2 separate regions of the Homo sapiens genome follow, and region 2 is linked to region 1. Evidence: read pairs that join two places in POLR2A ChIA-PET (ENCODE). Cell type or tissue: OCI-LY7. All regions are shown on one strand. Each heading gives the region's core, and the rest is flanking DNA. Links, peaks and the distances in the headings are about the cores only. Region 1 has its middle 29 kb from the start of MIR548A2. Region 2 overlaps MYB (MYB proto-oncogene, transcription factor).

Region 1 (11,734 bases), core at 2,521-10,520:
AATCACTCTTAGCCAAGCGTGGTGGCTCTCGCCTGTAATCCCAGCACTTTGGGAGGCCGAGGCAGGTGGATTACTTGAGGCTAGGAATTCGAGACCAGCCTGGCCAACATGGCAAAACCCCGTCTCTACTAAAAATACAAAAATCAGCCAGGTGCAGTGGCGAGCATCTGTCATCCCAGCTACTCAGGAGGCTGAGGCAGGAGAATTGCTTAAACCCAGGAGGTGGAGGTTGCAGTGAGCCGAGACCGCACCACTGCATTCCAGCCTGGGCAACAGAGGGTGACTCTGTCTCAAAAAATATATATAATAAAATAAAATAAAATAAAATAATATAAATAAATTACTCTTAGTGATACCACATCACTCTGCTTAAAAATTTATTTAACCACTTTAGTAGGCTGCAGCTATTAAGTTCACAAAATAATTGCCATTATTCCAATTTACTTTGTTCTATGTACAGAGTCATAATTTATCAGGAAAAGAAAAAGTGTTTATTGTTATAATTATTCATAATTATAGACTAATTTTAATAATAGCTAGCATCTGCTGAGCACACACTAGGTAAACTAGGATTCTTGTTAGGAAATGTGCACTATCTCATTTAATATTCAGAATAAACTTACAAGGTAGATATTACTACTTCCATTTGAAAACAAAACAAAAACCCTAAAGCTCAGAAAGGTTAAACAGTGTGTCTGAGATCACACAGCTTTTAAGTTGGGGTGTCAGGATCAGATTTCTGGGATGTCTGACTCCAAAATTCCCCTCTTAATCATTAGGTTACTGCCCTTGAGTGTGCCAAACTATACACTGTATTTCTTTTAAAATGAACTAGCTTCTTTTAAATGCTTCTTCCACTCACAGTTGACAAAAAGTAACTTTTTATTATTAAAAAATGAGTAAGATCCAGACCAGGCTACACAACATAGTGAGACCTCGTCTCCACAAAAAATAAGAAATAAAATAGCCAGGTGTGGTGGCAGACACCTGTAGTTCCAGATTCTTGGGAGGCTGAGGTGGGAGGATTGCTTGAGCCCAGGAGAATAAGGCTGAAGTGAACCATGATCGCACCACTGCACCCCAGCCTGGGTAACAGTGAGACCCTGTCTCTAAAAAAAAAAAGAAAGAAAGAAAAAGAAAAACAGTGAAGCAAGCTAAACATTTAGTATTTTCCAAATTTCTAATACCTTTTACAAAACAATCTTCAACAAAATAGGTTGATCAAAATGATCTCATGGTTGCATATTGCTCTGGAAATATTTATATATTTACATCAACCTTTAACATTTAGGCCAGGCACAGTGGCTCACACCTGTAATCCTAACAGTTTGGGAGGCCAAAGCGGGGTGATCGCTTAAGCCCAGGAGTTTGAGACCAGCCTGGGCAACATGGTTGAAACCCTGTCTCTACAAAAAAATACAAAAAAATTAGCCAGGCATAGTGGCATGTGCCTGTGGTCCCAGCTACTTGGGAGGCTGAAATGGGAGGATCGCTTGGAGCCTAGAAGGTCGAGGCTGCCGTGACCTGTGATTGTGCTACTGTACTCCAGCCTGGGTAACAAAGAAAAAAACAAAAACAAAAAAACCTTTAACGTTTAAGTAAACTTTTTTTTTTCTTCGAAATTTATGTGATACAGAGAAGTTATCCTAGTCCAAAAAGAATGGTGAATAGAAGACCATCCCCAATGCGTTCCACACCCTTGTAAGAATTATGACTATTAGGGTTGCTTTGGGATGAAAGGAGAGGTCCTTGTGGAAGATCTTCCTTCTTGGCATGTTCTCTCACTGTCCTAAGGAGACGGAGATGGCCCTTTGTCACTCGCAGCCCTTGTTGCACCATAAACAGCCTCATCGTAGGTGTTAATTTGCTGTCTGTCACATGATAATGTGTTTTCACATCTATTCCCAGTGCTTACCTTAGTGCTGGCACATAGTAGGCACATTCAATAAATAAAGAGCAGAGGCAGATCTAGGCCCACAGGCTTATTTTCTATCTATCAATAACCGATCTGAGGAGGAATCGTATGGAGGGATATTAACATATGGAAAATATGCAGTAGGATCACATCATCCCACATTGGCCCTGTGTCTATTTCTATTTCCTAGAGGAAATCTATTTCCACTCCTCCCCGCTTTCCACCTCCCTCCTCTCTTAGCCTGTACCCCCGCCCCTCTGCCCTGGGCTCAGCTGCAAGGTGTCTTTTTAATTCTTACATTCTCTTTATTTACATCAAAATTGTTTGCAGAGCCCCACACCTTCTGGCTTCCAGCTGGTAGAAGGTGCAAACAAAAGCAAGACAAACACACACTGCATCTGTACCTTGAAACAGCCTCAATTCCAGGTGGTTGAAGGGACTCCCTGGGGCACCTGGAATTCAGGTGGGGCCAGAGCAGTGTTTCAAGTCAAGCCTGCCTGTAATTCCCCTTTCCTCTTTGCTGCCAGGCAGTGCAGAGCTGGGCGTACAGAGCCGATTGCTCAAGCTCTCTCAGGTGTGTGTATCTGGGTGTGTGCAGCAATGAAGGGCAGGCCAGTGCCCCGAAACTTAGCCCTTGGCTTCACCAAGGCGGCTGTGAGCCAAGGTCAGGTTTCTGCGTCTGTTTCCTAAAAATCATATTCCTCCTGGACTAAAGGGGAAAATTCTTCTCCCTGTGGTTGTTCTTCTGAACTGTGGTACCAAATCTCTAGAGCCTGCCTTTTGGGAACTGAAGCAGGTAGTGAGGAATTCCTGCTCCAGCCATTCTGAGGCCAGGGAGGGGGCCCCGCCCCCGCTTCCTCCACAATATGTTCCAGTTTTCCCTGTCACTGATTGCTCCTGGTTACCTTGTGGTGCCAATGGATGTAAAGGCATGTCAACACTGCCATTACAAGCTTTTCTTGTCAATGATTCATAACATTAGGACAAATAATCATCTGGCCTTAATCCCGGCAGGCAGAAAAAGTACAGCAGAGTTAACAGGAAGGTAACGTATGCAAGTAGTTGAGTATTTGCTAATTATTTCCTGACCCAGCGAACCCAATAGACTGTAGCAACAATTTTTCACCCTGTGGTGTTTAAACTTTCATAAGTAGAAAACGGACCTGGATCAGAAAGAAGGGAGATGGGCTTAAAAAAGAGAGTCTTTTGGTGTCTGACTTGAGTACTTTTTTTTTTTTGAGTCAGTCTCGCTCTGTTGCCCAGGCTGCAGTACAGTGATGCGATCTCCACTCACTGCAACCTCCGCCTCCTGGGTTCGGGCAATTCTCCTGCCTCAGCCTCCTGAGTAGCTGGGATTACAGGTGCGCACCACCACGCCCAGCTAATTGTTCTTGTTTTTGTTTTTGGTTTGTATTTTTAGTAGAGATGGGGTTTCACTATGTTGGTCAGGCTGGTCTCAAACTCCTGACCTCAGGTGATCCGCCTGCCTCGGACTCCCAAAGTACTTGGATTACAGGTGTTAGCCACTGCACCGGGGCTGACTTGTTTCTTTTGGCCAAAAAAATTAAGAAAGCTTTATGAAACCTTGTACAAGGTGTCCTGTTTTCCTCTTAATTCTTCCAAAATTCTTTTCTTTAAAGTTCAGTTTTAAACATTGGCAAATCAAGTAAGAAGGAAGCCCATTTCCTTATGGCACAGCTCAATACTCAATAAGAGATACAGGATGAAAACCAAGAATCTTCATTCCCAGCTCTATAGGAAAAAAATTAATACGATTTATGCAAAACTTCAAAGGAAGCCCCTCCCTCCACACACCTCCCATTTGTGTAGGTGTTTCCTTCATCCCCCTACCACCAGTGTGGGTTTTTAGGTGAGCATAATTGTGCTTTTGTCTTGGACTTGGCTCACCCCACTACACTCAACTCCCAGAGCCCCTGGCCTGGAGCCCAGGGTGGGGCTTTGCCCTCAGTACTGTAAACAATCATAATTACCTTTACAAACTTAAAAAAAAAATTTTCAAGGCCAAGAATATAGAGCATACTATAACCCCTTGTGCATGAATCTGTTAGAATGTGCGTGGTGTCTCCCTCATAAAATGGCCAAAGGGAAAAGAAAATCAGCAGCTCTCAGTGTCCCCATGGGCCTCTCTGGGCCTGGGAGTTCTCTGCTTCCAGCTTGTAGTGGTGACAGCAGTACAAGTGAAAGGGATAAATATTGAAGCAGAACTTAAAGAGATCTTCTTACCATTCATGCAGCTTCTGTGAATTGGATGGAAGCAGAGGCTTGGTGTAGATATGCCTACCCTAGACTCCGACGGGGAGGAGGTGCGTCTCCTGACCTCGGCTTGTAGCATGTCTGAGGCTACTCCTTACAGTATCTCTGTCTGGTTGACAGCACCTATTGTTCTGATGAAGTTGACCTGCATCCAAGCGTCTGCCTCATTTTGATTACCACCATGGTGCCAAGGCTATGATTCCCACATAATCCTGGTAGTTTATTTCATGCACAATCACTAACAGGTGTGATCTATGTCTAAGATCAAAACAATTCATGAAAATTCAAAATTTTTAAATTCAATCACTTTTGGCCACACAGTTTTATCAAGATTCATACAAAAGGTTTGATTTATCAATGAGATGGATTGCTTTCCAGGCCACAGAGTTCCTTTGATTATTTTACTGCCAGGTTAACAGGTGTGAGTATGGAGACCTGAACATCTAGACAGATGCCTTCAACCTCGCATGGACTCATTTCAAAGGCCATGTCAAAGCCAAAGACATAGAATGGGGAGCTCCCTGGCTGGGCAAGTGTGATGATTTTACTAAGCCTCTTTAAGGAAGTATCAGAGTTGTGTACATGTCATTTTTTCCATTCAGAAGCCAAAACACTGCTCCATGGCTGTGAGTTATTGAGCTCATGCTCTGTGCTTGTGTTACGGTATGTTTCGGGCATGTTCATCATCAAGAATGGTCATCTGTAGTGTTCCTTGTGCTGAGAGAAGGTGATTTACAATGCAGCTACCAGAATGAGAAGCCATGGGATCCACACTACTAACACTTCATTAACAAGCTCTTGGTTGGGCACTGTGGCTCACACCTGTAATCCCAACACATTGAGAAGCAAGACAGGAGGATCGCTTGAGGTCAAGAGTTGGAAGCCAGCCTGGGCAATATACAGACACCCCCATCCCTACAAAAGTTAAATTACAAATAAAGTAAATTAGCTGGGCATGGTGGTACATGCCTGTAGTCCCAGCTACTCAGGGGGGCTGAGGTGGGAGGGTCACTTGAGCTCGGGAGGTCAGGGCTGCAGTGAGCCCTGATTGCATCACTGCAGTCTAGCCTGGGCAACACAGCAAGACCCTGTCTCTAAAAAAAGTAATACATATATTTTTAAAGCAAGCTCTTTGCCTTGCCTCAGGACCCTGCTGAGGAGCACCTCCGCCCCCACCCCAACAGCTCTGGGGCCTTCCCTTGAAGTGCTAGCTTATAATCACCAGTTACCAACTTCCCTTCTCTCCCTAGGAGGGCTCAGTGTTTAGGAGGTTATTCCTCCCTTGTGCTTAGCTTCTTTCCAAATGTTTAACTCTTGTGATGGTCCTGAGAGCCATTCCTGCAGTACTCACAGTTTTTGCTTCTTCCTTTAATAAAGATTGCCCACATCCCAGTGTAATCTCCCAATTCATTCCTCCATCAACGCTCCCTCAAAACCACCAGAGAGAGAGCATTCTCCCTATAGTCCTGTCTGTCTGGTCTCCACACAAATGCAACCACTTGGGTGGGGGACTCCCCAGTGGCAAATGTCCTTGCACACAACTATGAAAAGTAACCCAGGTGAGATGCAATGGGAATCCTGGGGGAAACACAACCGAACCAGCTCAGGACCAGTGAAGCTGCCCAGTTCTCTGTCTTTGGAGGTTTTTAAACTAGGCCGCACGATGTTGTCTCCTCTCTACTGCTTGCTACCATCTAAAATAATTTGTTTAATGGTAATCCAAAAAAAAAAAAAAAAAGCTGAGGGCATAAAGGGATTGGTTTTCTGGGACAGGTAGCTTAAGACTTAACACCCAGAGAGTTCAACTTGTAACGCATCCCATTCCAGAGGCACATTCGTCACATGCTGTCTCCATCTATCTATTGATTAAAAAAATAAGACATGCCCCAGCCTTGGCTTCAAAGCTGGAGAGACCTAGCAATATTTTTTTAAAACTTTTTCTCTGACATCGTGTCATTCCTTCTTTTGTTGCAGGTGGCATTAGTTCGAAGTACAGTTCCCATGCCTTTGGGCTGAATGCTTAGAACCTACAGAGGGGTATGAACTGTTTTCTAAACCATGAGACTGGTCTCTTTGGCTCATCTAGGCAAAAAAAGGGTTAAGTCCTCTGGGTAAAACATTGTCAATCACTAGTGGCTGCCACCAAGATGAAAAACAAGCTGCACCTGTACACAGGCAATTTAAGAGATTCTGGTCAGCTATTTTTCTCTGGTGCTTTGTTCTGCCAGCTGCCTCTGTGCTTTGGATGCAGGTGGAAGCATGGACTTTGCTATCTATAAAAAAATTTAATGGTGAAGATCAACTTCCGCTTCACCTCCCCAGGGATCAAAGTTTTGGGGCTTTTTTTTTTCTTTTTCCTGAAAGACTGGTAGAGCAACGCCTAGACAATGGGTAAGTTGTTGAGGCTCCCCTTCTCCCCACACAAGTAGCAGGAGATCTTTGACAGATTCTATTTTTTTTTCTTCCCAATTTGAAGGAAATAAAGGAAATGTGGAGATGCATGTCAAGCATTTGCCAAAAGGAGGGCTGGAGAATGACAGCTGGGAGCCTGGGTCACCATCGCAGCCTGCTGCACGTAGGGCAGGTGGCAACGACGTGGATAGGACAGGCTCTCTGCCTGCGAGTGTGAGACACACGCTTACTATACAGCATCCTCTGTGGAAGGGAGGGTGTCATACAAGTTATATACATGACCAGATGACTTTCCATGACACAACGGATGACCATTAAGGTGTGTAGGAAGGAAAGAAGCTTAAAAACCCGATGCTCTGGCTTAACAAGAAGCTCTAAGTAAATGTGCCTCACCAATGACATTATCAAAGTTTTTGAACTCACTCAACAAATGAGTACAAAAAGATGTATCATCTATCATGTACCAGGCACTACATTAGTTATTGGACTAATGGTGACTGTTATGGGCTGAATTACATGTTCTCTGAAATTCATATATTGAAGCCCTAACCCTTAGAACCTCAGAATGTGACCATATCTGGAGATAGGACCTTTAGAAACATGATTAAGGCCTGGGCGCAGTGGCTCAGCACTTAGGGAGGCCAAGGCAAGAGGATCACTTGAGGCCAGGAGTTTAAAACCAGCCTAGGCAACACAGTGAGACCCTGTCTCTGCAAAAAATTTAAAAATTAGCCAGATGTGGTGATGCACACCTGTAGTCCCAGCTACTCAGGAGGTTGGAGTGGGAAGATCACTTGTGCCCAGGAGTTCAAGGTTGCAGTGAGCCATAGTTGCACCACTGCACTCCAGTCTGGGTGACAGAGCGAGACCATGTCTCTAAAATAATAAAAATAATAATAAAATTTTTAAGGCTATTAAGTTAAAATAAGGTTGTTAGCATGGGCCCTAATCCAACTGACTGGTGTCCTTTTAAGAAGAGGAAATTTTACGGACAAGAACACTCAAAGGCTCGTGCACTGAGGAAAGACCATGTAAGGACACAGAAAGAAGGCGGCCACCTACAAGCCAAGGAGAGAGGCCTCAGCACAAACCAAACCTGCCAACACCTTGATCTTGGCCTTCCAGCCCCCAGAACTATGAGAACTGTGAGAAAATAAATTTCTGTTGCTTAGGCCACTTAGTGTGTGATATTTTATATGGTAGCCCTAGCAAACCAATAGAACAGTGAACAAGGCAAGGTCCTTGTTCTTGCTGAACTTAAAATCTATTAAGGAATTCAAAATCTCGTGCCCACTTAAGCAAAGGAGAAAGGGAGGTAACTAGAGACACTTGTAAACACTACTGAGACAGCCAGAGTTAGTAAGAGAAGCAGGCCCGGGACTTCCAGCTAATCTTTGGACGTATTTCATTACGGGGCATGTGGCCATTACCCAGGATATTTGAATCAAGGGTTAAACAGTATTATCACTCTGCTTCAACAAGAGAAAGCAAGAAATCCTGCACTGATCATGTGAGGGGGAGGGAGGAAATCTAGCAGATCTCACCTAAAAGGGCAAATGGAAAAGAACTGTGTGGCTCAATGCACATCACAAATGTGTGGGCTTCAACATGACCACTAGAGGCAAAGGAAATTTGTATATTTTTATAATCGCCACACAGGTGCTTATTTTAGATTGTTTTCTTGAAAGTTGTTAGTTATTTCTTTTTAACCTCACTACCCTATAGACTGACTCCCTCAAGGGAGGCGTAACATAAGATAAAAATATAGAAGTTTCTATTTGGAGCTCAACAGGTTAAAACAGAGCTGAAAATAGCTCCTGGGCATGTCTTTTTTTTTTTTTTTTTTTTGAGACGGATCTCGGCTCACTGCAAGCTCCGCCTCCCGGGTTCACGCCATTCTCCTGCCTCAGCCTCCCAAGTAGCTGGGACTACAGGCGCCCGCCACTACGCCCGGCTAATTTTTTGTATTTTTAGTAGAGACGGGGTTTCACCGTTTTAGCCAGGATGGTCTCGATCTCCTGACCTCGTGATCCGCCTGCCTCGGCCTCCCAAAGTGCTGGGATTACAGGCGTGAGCCACCGTGCCCGGCCCTCCTGGGCATGTCTTAGGGTTGGCTGACTATTTAATCCTCTGATATGTAAGAGAAATTGATGTGTTCTCCTCTGAATAGCCACTGTATCTGTCATGAAGCTTACTGTCCTTGGGATTTTTCAGCATGGTCATTGGGGGAACTGAGCTTTGTGTTCCCAAAGAAAAATACGAAGCTCTTCTACGCCTACCAGATAAACTGTGATGAAGTGTGTAATTCCTGTTGTGTGGCTGGTATGCTCCATGCATGATTCAGATATTGAGATTCTGTCCAGACAGGCGAGGACCCCTGCGCGTGTAGGCATGGAGGTGGGTAGGGTCTCCAGTCAAGGGAGAAGCCACTTATTGGAACAGTTATAAAAGTTCCACCAAACTCTGGAGGGAGGTGTGGAGGCCTCAGGCAGGAACCCGGGATGAGCCCTGAATGGAAAGGCCCTATGCTAGTGGCAGGGTTCAAATCTTTTCCTTGAGTTGCCAGATAAAATACAAGACTCCCAGTCAAATTTAAATTTCAGATAAACAGTACATCATTTTTAAGATACATATGCCTCGTGCCACATTTGGAACTTGCAATATTTGGGACATATTTATATCAAAGAATTCTGTGTTATTTACATGAAATTCAAATTTAACTGAGTGCCCTATACTTTGATTTGTTGAATCCGGTGATCTTTTCTTAATGGCAAATACCCGTTTCAGTGTGGAAGGGAAGTAAGATTTGTTCCCTATTTGTGAAGATGGGCCTAGGGCTGAGTCAGGTTGTCTGAAAAACTGTACTCATCTTTTGGTGTTCTTTCTGCATAGCATGGAGCACCAAAGCCAGAAAATTATAGAAAGATGAGGAATACCAGACAGCAGAAACCTGACCGCTTTTATTCCTCATGCATGCTCTTGGCTTAGTCGTCTTTTCCACTCCCTTCGCAGCTAAAGAAGGCTTCCTAAATTCCCGGGCCATCTCAGCTGTGCTAAGGTGGCAAACCTAAGGAAAGCCTCCCAGACGGGAAGGACTAGCTGGCCTCACTTTGGTGGGAGCATTAAAGTGAATCGTAGTCCCCCAGGGAACAGCAAGTGTTGAAATAAAAAAGACAAAGTCAGAGTCATTTGGCCAGACAGTCCTTCCCACCTGGAAGGCTCTGGGACTTGTCTTATGGAAGGAGGAAAATACTTCTCCCAAGTATGAAGAAATCATCCAAAATGCAAAGGCTCCCTGGTCCCGCAGTAGCCGGTCCCCTCCACCTTCAGCCAAGGGATTCCTTAATTCATCAACCAGTATTTACAGAGGACTTGCCATGTGCCAAATGCTGTGTCGCTGCTGGAAACACAACAACGAAGAGGCATCACCTTCACCCCAAAGAGCTTCTGTCTCCCGGCAGATCCTGATGCTGCTCTTTGTAGACTCAGCCTGGGCCTGGGCCTTGCCACCCAGCTCCCCCTCCATTGCCTCACAGAGACTCATTCAGTGACTGCCCATTACCTATCAGCATGGAGAACGGCTATGGCCTGCATGTTTATGTCCCCTGCAGTTTCACATGTTGAAATCCTAACCCCCAGGGTGATGATATTAGGGAGCAGGGTCTTTAGGAGGTGATTAGGTCATAAGGGTGGAGCTCCCATGAATAGGATGAGTGCCCTTATAAAAGAGGCTCAAGAGAGAACCCTCACTCCTTCCACCACATTTGTATACCATTAGAAGACACCGTCTAGGAACCAGGAAGCAGGCCCCCACCAAACAACAAATCTGCCGGCACCCAGCTTCCAGAATGGGTAGGAAAAAAAGTCTGTATTTCTAAGTTGCCCAGCCTATGGTACTTTAGCCTGAATAGACTAAGAGAGGAAGAAGGTGTTCATCACAGACATTTGTCCTGGGCTCGGGTTCTCCTTTAGTAACTTGTCATATAAAGCTGGGGCTCTTTCCTTTCATTCTAGCTGATTACACACAGGACAGGTCAATGTTCCCCCACACTTAGACCATATGTGATGCTGGAATGGAGGTCCTGGCATATTCAACGTGAGTGGCCGTGTCAGGCAGCACCTACTCCCTGCACCTCCATCACACTGCCCTGTTTCACTGTTCCGGCTGCACACATCGCTATCTGACACTGTTCCCTTTGTTTGTGTTGTGTTTGTTTGTCACATCTCTCTGAATTAGATTGAAAACATCATGAAAGAAGCCATCTCAGCTTTCATTCACCATTGTTTCTCCCAAGCCTGCAATAGTACCTGACACAGGACACACTTAATAAGCATGCATTTAATGAATGAATAAGCAAGCAAATAACCAAATTACTTGTCCCAGGCAACCAACGTGTGAAATACACAGGGTGGATCTCATGCATTGGAACAGAGCTGCATGTGGGAGATCAGGGAATGGCATCTTCCAAAGACGACGAGCACGTGCTCTGTTTTCTCATGGAGATATCTGGTACTGCATCTGTCGTCCTTATCGCGGTCACCCACACAGGAACCTGGGAACCAACTTAGCCTCTTCCTTCTCTCCTACTATATGAAGGGTATTTTTACCCAGTATTGTTACTTCCATCTCCACCGTGGTAGAGCTAGCAGACTGGCCCTTCACCTCTGTCACCTCCTCCAAGTGTATTAGTCAGGGTTCTCCCAGGAAACAGAACCAAAGAGGAGAGATAGAGATAGGGATAGAGACAATAGAGACAGAGACAGAAATAGAAATAGAGATAAAGATTTACTTTCAGGAACTGGCTCATACAATGGTGGGAACCGGCAGTTTGCAGGGCAGACTGGAAATTCCAGCAAGAGCTGATGTTGTCTTGAGCCAGAAGGCAGTCTGGAGGCAGAGTTCCTTCCTCTTAGGAGTGAGGGGAACCTCGGTTTCTCTATGGAAGGTTTCAACTGATTAGATGAGGCCACTCACACTAGGGAGGGTCACCTGCTTTACTCAGAGATTTAAATGTCAGTCACATCTAAAAAATAACAGCCAGCATGGTAGCTCATACCTGTAATACCAACGCTTTGAGAGGTCGAGGCTGGAGCATTGTTTGAGGCCAGGAGTTCAAGACGAGCCTAGGCAAC
Region 2 (11,734 bases), core at 2,397-10,396, 55 kb after region 1:
AAATGGTTTGGTACAATAAATGTACCTTCAATGTCATTAACCATAAATGAGCATTTACAATCTGGATTAAATGTCACATGGTATTAAGTCTACACTTAGAGTAATGCTTTTACTGATTTTTAAAAATATATGCATATGTTTAGTGATCGAGAAAAGTGAAATACTGGAGTACCTTTTAATGTGTCAAATTTCAAAAAACCCATCACAGGAAAAAATACTGATCTGTTGGATCCTTTAAAATACAGATAAATCATTTTATGTTTTTTTTAAAAAAATCTGCATTAAGATATTAACAACTGGCTACAATTCATTACCTAATAATTTAGGTAAGACTGTTATTTATTTTTAAAAATCCTTTTAGTTGGGTGAAATCCAAGAAGACTTCATTCAACTAAATGCACTTGGTGCTGCTCTCAACTGTTGTACCACAACAAAAATAGGTTCTTCTCCCATTCATGAAAAGTTTCATGTTGAGGAATGATATATCCCAAGTCAACTTGAAGTGTTCTGAAAACCATAATGCTTTTCTGGAAATGTCTCACATGACCAGCGTCCGGGCTGAGAATGCATTCACGTATTTACGAGCTTGACTGGAAGATGTCATCTGCTCCTCCATCTTTCCACAGGATGCAGGTTCCCAGGTACTGCTACAAGGCTGATGGAGAAAGGGATGGCAACAGGAGCGTCAGACAAAGAAGCTCATTCTATAGACCCAGCAGGGCCAGCACTGACCAACAGATGGCAAGTGGTTGACACCAGGAAGGCTTTGTCAGATAGAATCTTACCTCCCTGGCCCCCAGAAATCCGGTGTTCTTAAGGGATATGGATGATCAGAAATTATTTGTTAAGAGGGAAAACCCATTCCAAGCAGCTTCATAAGATATAATCCCATCTTCATATTTTAATGCCTTCCGTCTATTAGGCAATTTTACAAAGCTGGAGACAGGAATGAGCATTATTCTCCAGATACCTAAAGTGAGCTATGGCCATCTACTCACTAAGCAAACTGCTGAGTGCTGTAGCCACAGTGCAAAGCAGCTCATGCACGCACTGGAATTGATCAACACCTGCTAAGTGTCATATATATGTTTTCATCAATTACTTTAGAAATATTTATCAGTATAGTTTAATTTTTTTCCTTTTTTTTTTGAGACAGAGTCATGCTCTGTCATACCAGGCTGATCGGTATTGGTGCAATCACAGCTCACTGTAGCCTCAGCCTCCTGGGCTCAAGTGATCCTCCTACCTCAGCTACCCAAGCAGCTGGGACTACAGGCACGTGCCACCAAGCCCCACTAATTTTTGTATTTTCTGTAGAGACAGGGTTTCACCATGTTGCCCAGGTTGGTCTTGAACTCCTGGACTCAAGTGATCTGCCGGTCTTGGCCTCCCAAAGTGCTGAGATTACAGGCATGAAGCCAGTATAGTTTAATTTTTAAAGATACACTAGAAGATACAAGATGGACCTAATATCTAAGGACAGCATCTCCATGCCAGGGACAGTGGCACTTCACATTTCACATGCATTATTTCATTAAAACAGCACCATCACCTCGGGAGGCAGGTTCATTCTCTCTCTAGACAGGCTCGAGAATGGAGACAGAAAATGGAGGTAACTTGCCCAAGGCCACTCTGTAGGTAAGTGGTGGACTGGCTTTGAACTTTGCTGTCTCCAGCTCCTGCGATGCCTCTGTGTTGCCTCAAATGCAAACATGTACTATTTATGCCCCACTTGGTTTCCAAAAGGACGTAAGATGATTAGAAAAGAAATACAAGACAACAGAGTTTAAAAATGTGTATAAAGAAGAGTCATAACAGGGAAACAAATTTGGAAAAAATAAACACAGTTGGCCCTCTGCATCTGTGGGTCCCATATCTGTGGGTTCCACATCCATAGATTCAATCAATGGCAGATCAAAAATATTCAGAAAAAAATAATTGCTGTGTATTGAACATGTATAGGTGTTTTCCTTGTCATTATCCCCTAACAATATAACAACTATTTCCATAGCATTTACATTGTATTAGCTATTATAAGTAATCTAGAGATGACTTAAAGTATACAGGAATGAACGGGTACAATGTACATTATTCCAACGATAAATACACTCACAGCCTCGACTTTGACCACTATGCAATACATCCATGTAACAAAATTACACTTGTACCCCACGAATGTATACAAATAATAAAAAAAATTATATGGTAAGATGTGTGTAGATTATATGCAAACACAATGCTATTTTATATCAGGGACTTGAGCATCCCTGGACTTTGGTGTCCTTGCGGGTTCTGAAACAAATCCCCCATGGACACTAAGGAACAACTGTAACATGAAGATGGTATGAGATTTGCACACGAAACACCAGCATAAAGCACAGTGCCCCAGCTAGATGTAACCTCCTGCTTGACTCTGATCTCTCTAGCAGTCAATGCAGAGAGGGGAACAGAAACAAACAGATATAAGATTTGGTGGCTGTAAGCTCAAAAGGAAACCAGTGGGTTAGAAAAGGCACTATTCCTGGTATTGCTATCTGGAGGGATTATTTTCCATGGGACAAAAGAATAAGAAAGGCCTTAGCTGTTCAGAGCCTACAGTGTCCTTTATGAGACAGAATGGACACAGGTGAAACAGGAGGAATAATAACAGGCCGTGTGCGCAGGTTTGTGGTGTTGTCCATGGGAAGAGGGGATGGGACACTGAGGAACTGTCAAGGCAATGCTGTGGGGAAAGGGTGAAAACAGCTAAGATTAGGGGAGAGAGAGGTGGAAACGCAGGGATGTCATCCAGGGAGCGAGATAGCAGGAAAGAGGCAGGAAGCTGCAATTTGTACATTGCCAGTGGGAGGGGATGTGGAGTGGGGGAGGGCTGAGAAAGAAAGGGTTAAACGACAACATAAAACAAGCCCTCACTATAGGCACCGCATGCCTCTAAGTGTTATTGATATAACTCCTCTCATTTAATTCTCACACAAAACACCTGTGGCATAGCTACCATTCACTGCATCCATTTTACAGACCAGGCAATTTGAAAGGAAGAGAGGATTTAGGCGCCATACTCAAGGTTACCTGGGTAAGAAATGATGGAGCAAGAATGTCACCCATGGGACCACACCCCTGGTGAGTACCAGACGCTGCCTCTAATTCGAGTTCTTATCAGAAACAATAAAAGGAACCTGGGAAGTTGTGTGCTCAGGGCACCAGGGCCTTGGAATCCAGGAAAGTGCTGAGATGGGGTGTGAGAGTCACCAGACTTCTTAGCAAAGAAACATAATTCTACTAAAACAAGGTATGGGTACAGTGGTAGGGTTTCCTTGCCTAGTTGCTGCAACAAAGTTTCCTGACATAGGGTTTGCAGTGTAATGTTCTAGCTTTTAAACTTTCCTAGGGCACAAAGCTTGTGCCATCTCCCCACTGATGTCAACAGCACTGTCTATGAATAGAAATGTTCACTCTGCAAGCTCAGAGGCTCAACATATAACTTGAAATACTACATAGCAAGATGGATTATCATAATATTTTCCAGGAACTGAGTATCTCAAAAATGACAAGACAAAGATAACAGACAGGTATTCTGAATTGCCTTCTATTCCGAATTTAATGTTTTCCTAAACAAAATTACCAGGTTAGTTACAGTATTTGAAATAGTTCTGAATAAATCATGTTTCTCTAGCCTCAAGCATGCAGGTGAAATACGCATATCTCTCTGGTGTCTATCTGTCCATACAAATTCCCGAAACATGAAATTGACACAGGAAACCAATTAAAAAACAAAATTTAATGTTATCTTTTCAGTTACTGAGCTTGCATTTGTAGTCGCTACAACAGTGTGACATTTAATAGTGACTACTTGAGGGTGAATAGTTCAATATGGTGAATATGAAGTACGATGCAGGGCTTATGGCAAGGATTAGATGCACATGGAGCCAAGGACTTGGATCTTAAAGAACAAGTGACAAAACAGGAAGCAGAATGAAATATCTTAATATCATAATATCTTGTAGGTAAATTTAAATTTACATAAAGACACACATAGAAAAGAAAAATACTTGAAACAAATGGAGGGGAAGGGGAATGAAGGTGAGAATGGAGATGTGAGAACCAGGAAAGAAAGGATTGCTTCTGTTTTACTCTAGCTAAGAATTTTTCCAAAGTCTTTAAAATGGCCTATTAGAATTTTTTTTTTTCTATTTAGCTGGGCTTCAATCAATATAGAATTTTCTTGTCCATTTTTCTTTTTTTTAGATATAGGGCCTCATTCTGTTGCCCAGGCTGGAGTGCAGGGGCGTGATCACAGCTCCCTCAAACTCCTGGCCTCAAGCAAGCCTCCCGCCTCAGCCTCCTGAGTAGCTGGGACTACAGGAGTGTGTCACCATGCCCAGCTATGTTTTTTAAAAAAAATTTTTTGTAGAGAGCGGGGGTCTCGCTATGTTGCCTAGGCTGGTCTCAAACTCCTGGCCTCAGGTGATCTTCCTGCCTTGGCCTCTCATAGGGTTAGGATTAAGGATAAGCTACTACAACCAGCCAGAATTAATTTTCTAAATGCGTAAATTATCTTAAATGCTATGTTAAAACAATCTTATGCTTGCTATTACTATGCCTCCTGTTAAAAGTCAAGTTCTGTGTCTTTTTTGTTTTCGTTTTTGAGAGAGGGTCTTGCTCCTTGCCCAGGCTGGCATGATCACAGCTCACTGCAGCCTCCATATCCGGGGTTAAAGTTGATTCTCCAACCTCAGCCTCCTCAGTAGCTCAGACTACAGGCAGGTGCTACACTACACCTGGCTAATTTTTGTATTTTTGGTAGAGACAGGGTCTCGCTGTGTTGCACAGGCTAGTCTCAACCTCCTGGACTGAAGTGATCCACTTGCCTTGGCTTCCTAAAGTGCTGGGATTACAGGCATGAGCCACTACACCTGGCCTAAAAGTCAAGGTCTGATCCTTTGTAATATAGTCCTTAGGTTGACTCAGAATTCCCAAAGTCGATTCAGGAGAATCTAGTACTAAGTATTATCAACTGAATCTATTTTCAACTTGAAATCTGACTGTGTTCCTGTGAGATCCCCTACACAGCTCATCACTGTATTCATATTTAGCTCTTCCTCCAGGACTAGGTATTTAAAAATGAGATCAATATAAAGAAGGTACCATATATTTGTAATTAGAGTTCTGAGAGACCTTTCCAAATAGTTAGCTTCTCCTAAGTCAAAAGAGAATTTACCAAGAAACAAATAAAAATGAAATATCCAAATTCCAGAAAGCATAGCATTTCTGAGTCATATATCCCCTGAAGCTCAGAGCTAGGGCAGCCAAGATGACTTGGAACGCCTGATTCTCCCAGTATAGACAAACACCAGGATGTGGTAGCCACCATGTACGAGAACCACTGTGTGTAGGAACAAAAAGGCCACCAAGCATGAGCGAGGCAGCTCCTTTTCTGCACCAGGAAAGCACAAGACAAGCACATCTTACCACAATAAATGAAACAAACTGGTCAGAGTAGACATATGCCTATGTCGTGAAAGTCAAGGAAGATCAGAAGATTGAGTACTTTGGTACAAAAAAAAAGAAACGCTCCCTTTCTCCCATCTTACCTGAAGCCTGGGAGCCCCATGCCAACTTTTCATGCAGAAAGAATTATTTTGACAAAGGAAGATTAATGTCTTTGTGCTGGAAGAACATTTTTAAATACTGTCATACATATCTTTGCAAATTCTCCTTGTTCTCTCTCCCTAAACTTTAGTTTCATTTACCCTAAAGAACTGCTGAGAATTATGGGTTTCTGCATATGAATTCTTGTTAAGTTACTAACCCATGGTGCTCTTGCAGACATGTCACTCTATCATAATTCATTTCAACATTAATAATCCTACCCACACATCCTCCTCCTGTGGCCGGGGAGTCATCTCGCTTATCCTGTAATGTGCCTTTAATTGCCCCTGGGCAGAAGTGAACTATAAACAGTCTGTCAAAGCTTTAACTGGGATATCCTGTTAAAGCACTTTAAATAAATATTGCCATCTTTTGTAGAAAACAGAAGAAATAAAAAGAAACAAGACCATGTCCACAGGTGGTTTTCTGTCAGAATTAGATGATCTTCACATTTTCATTTAGAACATGAATAGTTTTTTCATCAAGCTGAACAAAAACGGTTCTTATTATTATATTCATACAGCAACTTCACCCAGTATCTGCTGGCTTCAAAAGCCTTGGCAAATTATGTGTTTTACAATTTGCTGACCTAATAAGAAACTTGTATAAACTAAAAAAAAAAAAAAAAAAAAAAAAAAAAAAAAAGTAAAACCAAAGCAACTCATCAGATGGTATCATGTTTTTATTGTGTTTTGTTTTAAAATAAGCAGGCATCAATGGTATATAAAACAGTAAAAAATAAGAATTTTCTGCTTATTCTATTTCACCTATCTGAAAAAAAAATACTTCCTCTGGACTAAAATTCTAAAAATGAGAATTCCTTCCCAAAGGGACATCTTTTGAAAAAATGGATCAGTTATAAGAGAGACTGTAGAAATCTTTAGTTGTCTTTGGAAAGTCAGAGATAAGCTTAAACTGAAATGTTGCTAAGGTAAGATTAATGGTTACCAAACTTTTCTCGAGAGTAAATGCTTCCCTAGGTTGGCACAAATCAATTAAATGACTCCAACTTCAGCACTACTGATTTTCTATAGAAAATAATCTTAAAAGTTAGGGAAATAAAAATCGAGATGGTGATTGGAAGTTGCCTCATCCACCAATGACTCCACTTCCCAAGCCTAACTAACAATTGCAAATGTGGATGGACCTTTCCCAAATTTGGAGTTTGTCCCCGATGTCTCTAGAGGTCTCTTCACCTTTCACGTTGATAGACTTTCTAAGTTTATATCATATAGCCTAGGGTGGCACAACTTTTTGCAATATCCTTTTCCTTAGTCACATATGAGTTCCAAACTATTAAGATTAAGACCAAGTGCCAAATTGCTCTAAAGCAATTCTATCTTTGCTGGCCTGCCCAAGGAAGATTTTTATCTCAGAATGTTTATTCTCTCTAAGTGTCACCAAACAAAACAAATGAAAAATTCACATCTCAAAATGTCTGGGGCAGGGCATTCTGACTCTGAGCTCAACATAGCTTCTCCCTTCACTTAGCCCTTCTCAGTTCAACCCAAAAGCTATACACAGAAAAGCTGCTTAATTTATAACATTTTTTGAAAGCAGGTCACTGAATTACTACTGACAGCCACGTGAATTTCTGCCAGGGTAAGTGGAAAAAAGTGACCAAAAGGGAGAACCAAATGAGTGTGCAGGCATCCAGGGGAGCGGGTCAGCACAGCACACTAGATGAAAAAGGCTCGGAAAGATCTCTGTCGTGTGCAGACGGTTTCCATGTCTGTTTAAATGACAACACGAACAGCAGAAAAATAGAGAAAACCAGTAAATCAGTTGCTTCATCTCCATCATACCGCGAGGTCTGACTACCTTTATTTCAAGGAATCAGTTGAATCAGCTCTCTCTTTTGGTGACCCACTGACACAGTTCTGTAAGAGTGGGACAGGGAATAGCATGCCAGAGGAAATAATATACCACAATGAAAAAAACAAACAAAAACCCGAAAAACAAAAAACCACCCTGGCCTTTGGTGAGGGCTCCTTGCCTGCATTTCAAGGACAGGGACTATGTGGCGACTCTGCCTAATAATATCACCTGTGTATAGTGGCAAGTGTGCCGCCATCTTGAAAGCAATATTATATCCATTTGATCTTCACAGTAACCTGTGTGATGAGTGAAGGATATTCCATGGTCCCAAACTTATACTTTGCTTAATTGTGTTCACTTGATGAATTAAAGTCATGCCGTTTGAAAACAGTGGAGTCTAGCCTGGAACCCAGGTTCTGTTGCCCCCATGCTTGTTTATTATACTGCTCAGCAGTGCCTATCAGGCAAAAAGGGCTTGCCTTATTTTTTTGAAAAATATAAAAGTTCATAGACAAATAACAAAATAGGAGCAATCTAAAACACGCTGAACCGAAAGCTGAGGGGAGTATCAACTGCTAGCAACATTTTTAAATTCTTTGATACTGTGTAAATGTGTTTAAATAATAATGGCTGGAGAAATTTCTTTAACTTAAACTCCTTGTTTTAAAAAAGTCAGGCCATGGGCAAGCCAAGTCAGGAAATTAAAATTTAAGGCTGTCATTCTGTGGTTACGAAAAAGAGGCAAGTGAGTGAGTAGAAAGCCTATGAACACATCTTTTACACTTGGGTTTTAAATAGGAATAAAAGGAAATTATAATTTAAGAGAAAAATACAGAAGTTCAGAAGGCTTATAACTTAAAGCACGGTTTTTGATCTACCAATAAAAATGTCTACCTTAAGGAAAGTTGATTAGCATAATGTGCTTTTTTCAAAACAAAGGAAATGGAAAGCACGCTGAGGAAAGCAGGCAACTCTTTTCTCCTTGCTGAGGAGGGAGCTATGCGTCTGCCTCGGTCTCTCTCGGGTAACTACTGAAGGGCAGAATCCAGCAGCATTCCACAGTGCCTTTCATACCACAAATGCACGCTTTCTAGGCTGAATGTTTTCTCTACTTCCTCATTTGTGACCATTTTATAAGCTTCTAGACTCTATCCTCTACCCCACACAATGTGGAGAAAAGGCTGAATACTGACAATGATATGACATGAAAATCTCATATATTCTGAGCCACATGAAAGACACAAATATGAAAAACATCTCAGAACATTTTTATTATAAGAATATCCTGTTTGCTTTTACAATTTAAAATTAAAACAACTGTGAAAATATAAAAGAAACATAACAATTATAAGATTATGTAGCTGTTGCAAATTCCTTTTGGAAAAAGACTAAGTAATTAAAAAAACAAACATAACATGAGTGTACATAATGGCTTATAAAAGCCTCTATTTAAGCACTGTAGATTATAGATTAGGGGATACATGGAGAGCTCTGGATTATTAAAATTCACTGAGTCTTGGCTAGGTGTGGCAGCTCACGCCTGTAATCCTAGCACTTTGGGAGGCTGAGACAGGCAGATCACCTGAGGTTGGGAGTTTGAGCCTGGCCTGGCCAACATGGTGAAACCATGTCTCTACTAAAAATACGAAAATTAGCTGAGTGTGGTGGTGGGTGCCTGTAATCCCAACTACTTGGGAAACTGAGGCAGGAGAATAGCTTGGACCAAGGAGGTGGAGGTTGCAGTAAGCCAAGATTGTACCACTGCACTGCAGCCTGGGTGACAGAGTGAGACTCTGTCTCAAAACAAAACAAAAAAAATTATTTGTATCTCAATGACAAACCACATAACAATGGACAGACTTAGCACCCTGATTTTGGTGTCTATGTACCATTTCTCACTAAGAGGATTCAGAGCACCATGGGGAAATGGCTGATTCCAGTAAGAGAGTAAGGAAATGTGGCTATTAAATTAAAGCAACTTAAATTAATTCAAATTGAAAATTCTGCTCCTCAGCAGCACTTGCCATATTTCAAGTGCTCAAAAGCCACTGGCTATCATAGTGGATAGCAGCATATTAGATATTTCCTTCACATCACTGTAGAAGTTCTATTAGACAGCACTGGACTAGAGAGTAAAAGAGATTTAAGAGGCTTAACCAAATGCAATGTGTGAAATTGTTTCAATTTTGATTCTTTTTTGGATTAATGGGAAAATTTAAATATACCTGAGAATGAGAAGATTAAAGAATTATTGTTAAATATGTAATGATGGTATTAGGTTATATATAAAAATGTCTATTTTTAGAGACACATCTGGAAGTACATGAGAATAAAATGTTATATTAGTTGGAATTTACTTTAAAATACTTCAGGCTGGGCAGGGTGGCTCCTGCCTGTAATCCCAGCACTTTGGGAGGTCAAGGCAGAAGGATTGCTTGAGCCCAGGAGTTTGAGGCCAGGCTGGGCAACACAGGGAGACCCCATCTCTAAAAAAAAAAAAAAAAACTAGCTGGGCATGGTGGCATGTGCCTATAGTCCCAGCTACTCAGGAGGCTGAGGGAGGAGGATTGCTTGAGTCCAGGAGGTAGGCTGCAGTGAGCCATGATCTTGCCACTGCACTCCAGCCTGGGTGACAGAGCAAGGCCTTGTCTCAAAAAAATAAAAAATAAAAAACTGGCCGGGTGCAGTGGCTCATGTCTGTAATCCCAGCACTTTGGTAGGCCAAGGCGGGCCGATCATGAGGTCAGGAGATTGAGACCATCCTGGCTAACACGGTGAAACCCCGTCCCTACTAAAAATACCAAAAATTAGCTAGCATGGTGACAAGCGCCTGTAGTCCCAGCTACTCGAGAGGCTAAGGCAGAAGAATCACTTGAACCCAAGAGGTGGAGGTTGCAGTGAGCCGAGATCATGCCACTGCACTCCAGCCTGGGTGACAGAACAAGACGCTGTCTCAAAAAAAAAAAAAAATTAAAAAAAAAATTAAAAAATAAAAATAAAAACTTCATAAAAAAGAGATGAGGTAGCCCAGGCGTGGTGGCTCACATCTATAATCCCAGCACTTTGGGAGGCCGAGGCAGGTGGATCACTTGAGGTCAGCAGTTCGAGACCAGCCTAGCCAACATGGAGAAACCCTATCTCTACTAAAAATACAAAAATTAGCCAGGCAGATATCTGTAGTCCCAGCTACTCAGGGGACTGAGGCAGGAGAATTGCTTGAACCTGGGAGGCAGAGGTTACAGTGAGCTGAGATTGCGTCACTGCACCCCAGCCTGGGCAACAGAATGAGATTTCATCTCAAAAAAAAAAAAAAAGAGATGAGGTAAATATGGCAAAATGATAACAATTGTTGACTCTAGAACATAGTATATTTTCCATACATCTATGTGTGTACAAAATTTATAATAAAATGTCAAACACATAGCTTCTCGGCATTTCTAATTTTAAAACAGCAAACATAATTTATATATATTGCATGTGCATTTATATGTACGTTAGAAGCAAAACCATAATGGCCCAGTATATGGGCCTCAAAAATAGTAATAATTGCTTGTCTAAAATGTTGTTGCCATAATCAAGCCGGGGTGATTAAAACTGAAATGATAAAACACAGAATTGCGCAGTTCCTATGTTCTTCAATAAACTGTTCTTGAACCTAAGTTATTTAGACAGTTTAGAGGGATAGACAATCAACTGCATTACACCAGTTGCAAACATTTTACATTTTAGAAGTATTCAAATTTTAAAATATTTTGAAACTCCTATTTTGCTGTTTTAATAAAAACATTATGACAAAAATGTCTAGATGGTTTGGCTAAAATCCCACTTAATATTTGATTTATTATAAGTACAAATTACAAAAATTATAGATTATATAAAGTACTCTTAAGTAAAATACATATCATTTAATAAATGTGCAATATGTTCAATAATACCATGTGTGAGAAATATGCCTAATTAGGTCAAATTGGATTATCAATAGAAATATATGAAATAGCACTGTGTTTCAAACAAACAAAATTACCAAATTGCATAAAAAATCTATAGAAATATTATTGAATCAGGATTATATGAAATATAGGTGATGTATGTTTAAATATTTAGAGTCACTTGATGCATTTTCCAATACTTATCACAATAGTCTGAAACATTTTAGAAATCACATATTTCTGTGATATCAGAAGCTAGAACTCCATGACATAAAATGAAGGAGATACTTGGTGTATAACATTCATTCATTTAGTGAATATTTCTTTTTTCCTCCCAA

The links. Peaks named below come from ENCODE experiments on the same cell type or tissue, not always from the same donor. Only the 100,000 strongest peaks of a DNase experiment are listed, where the experiment ranks them.
Region 2: POLR2A ChIA-PET joins it to region 1 with 8 read pairs; 3 of 35 experiments call an interaction of 5 or more read pairs at or near these places.

The regions. Positions count from the first base shown.
Region 1 is chr6:135,261,956-135,273,689 of GRCh38, reverse strand. No RefSeq gene overlaps it. Among named protein-coding and RNA genes, the nearest start is that of MIR548A2, 29 kb to the right of the region's middle. RefSeq lists silencers at 2,165-2,459, 9,619-9,821 and an enhancer at 1,986-2,880. In OCI-LY7, for the core only: CTCF peaks have their summits at 8,063 and 8,266; DNase peaks (open chromatin) are centred at 3,050, 6,409, 6,809, 8,249 and 1 weaker place; H3K4me3 peaks cover 2,418 bases; H3K27ac peaks cover 6,420 bases.
Region 2 is chr6:135,206,785-135,218,518 of GRCh38, reverse strand. MYB (MYB proto-oncogene, transcription factor) reads right to left here. Exons shown (of 16, transcript NM_001130173.2): 16 at 1-655. The coding sequence ends at 539. LOC105378011 (a long non-coding RNA gene) reads left to right here. Exons shown (of 3, transcript XR_001744368.2): 2 at 3,019-3,120. Among named protein-coding and RNA genes, the nearest start is that of MIR548A2, 27 kb to the left of the region's middle. In OCI-LY7, for the core only: no CTCF peak of the experiment used is centred there; no DNase peak of the experiment used is centred there.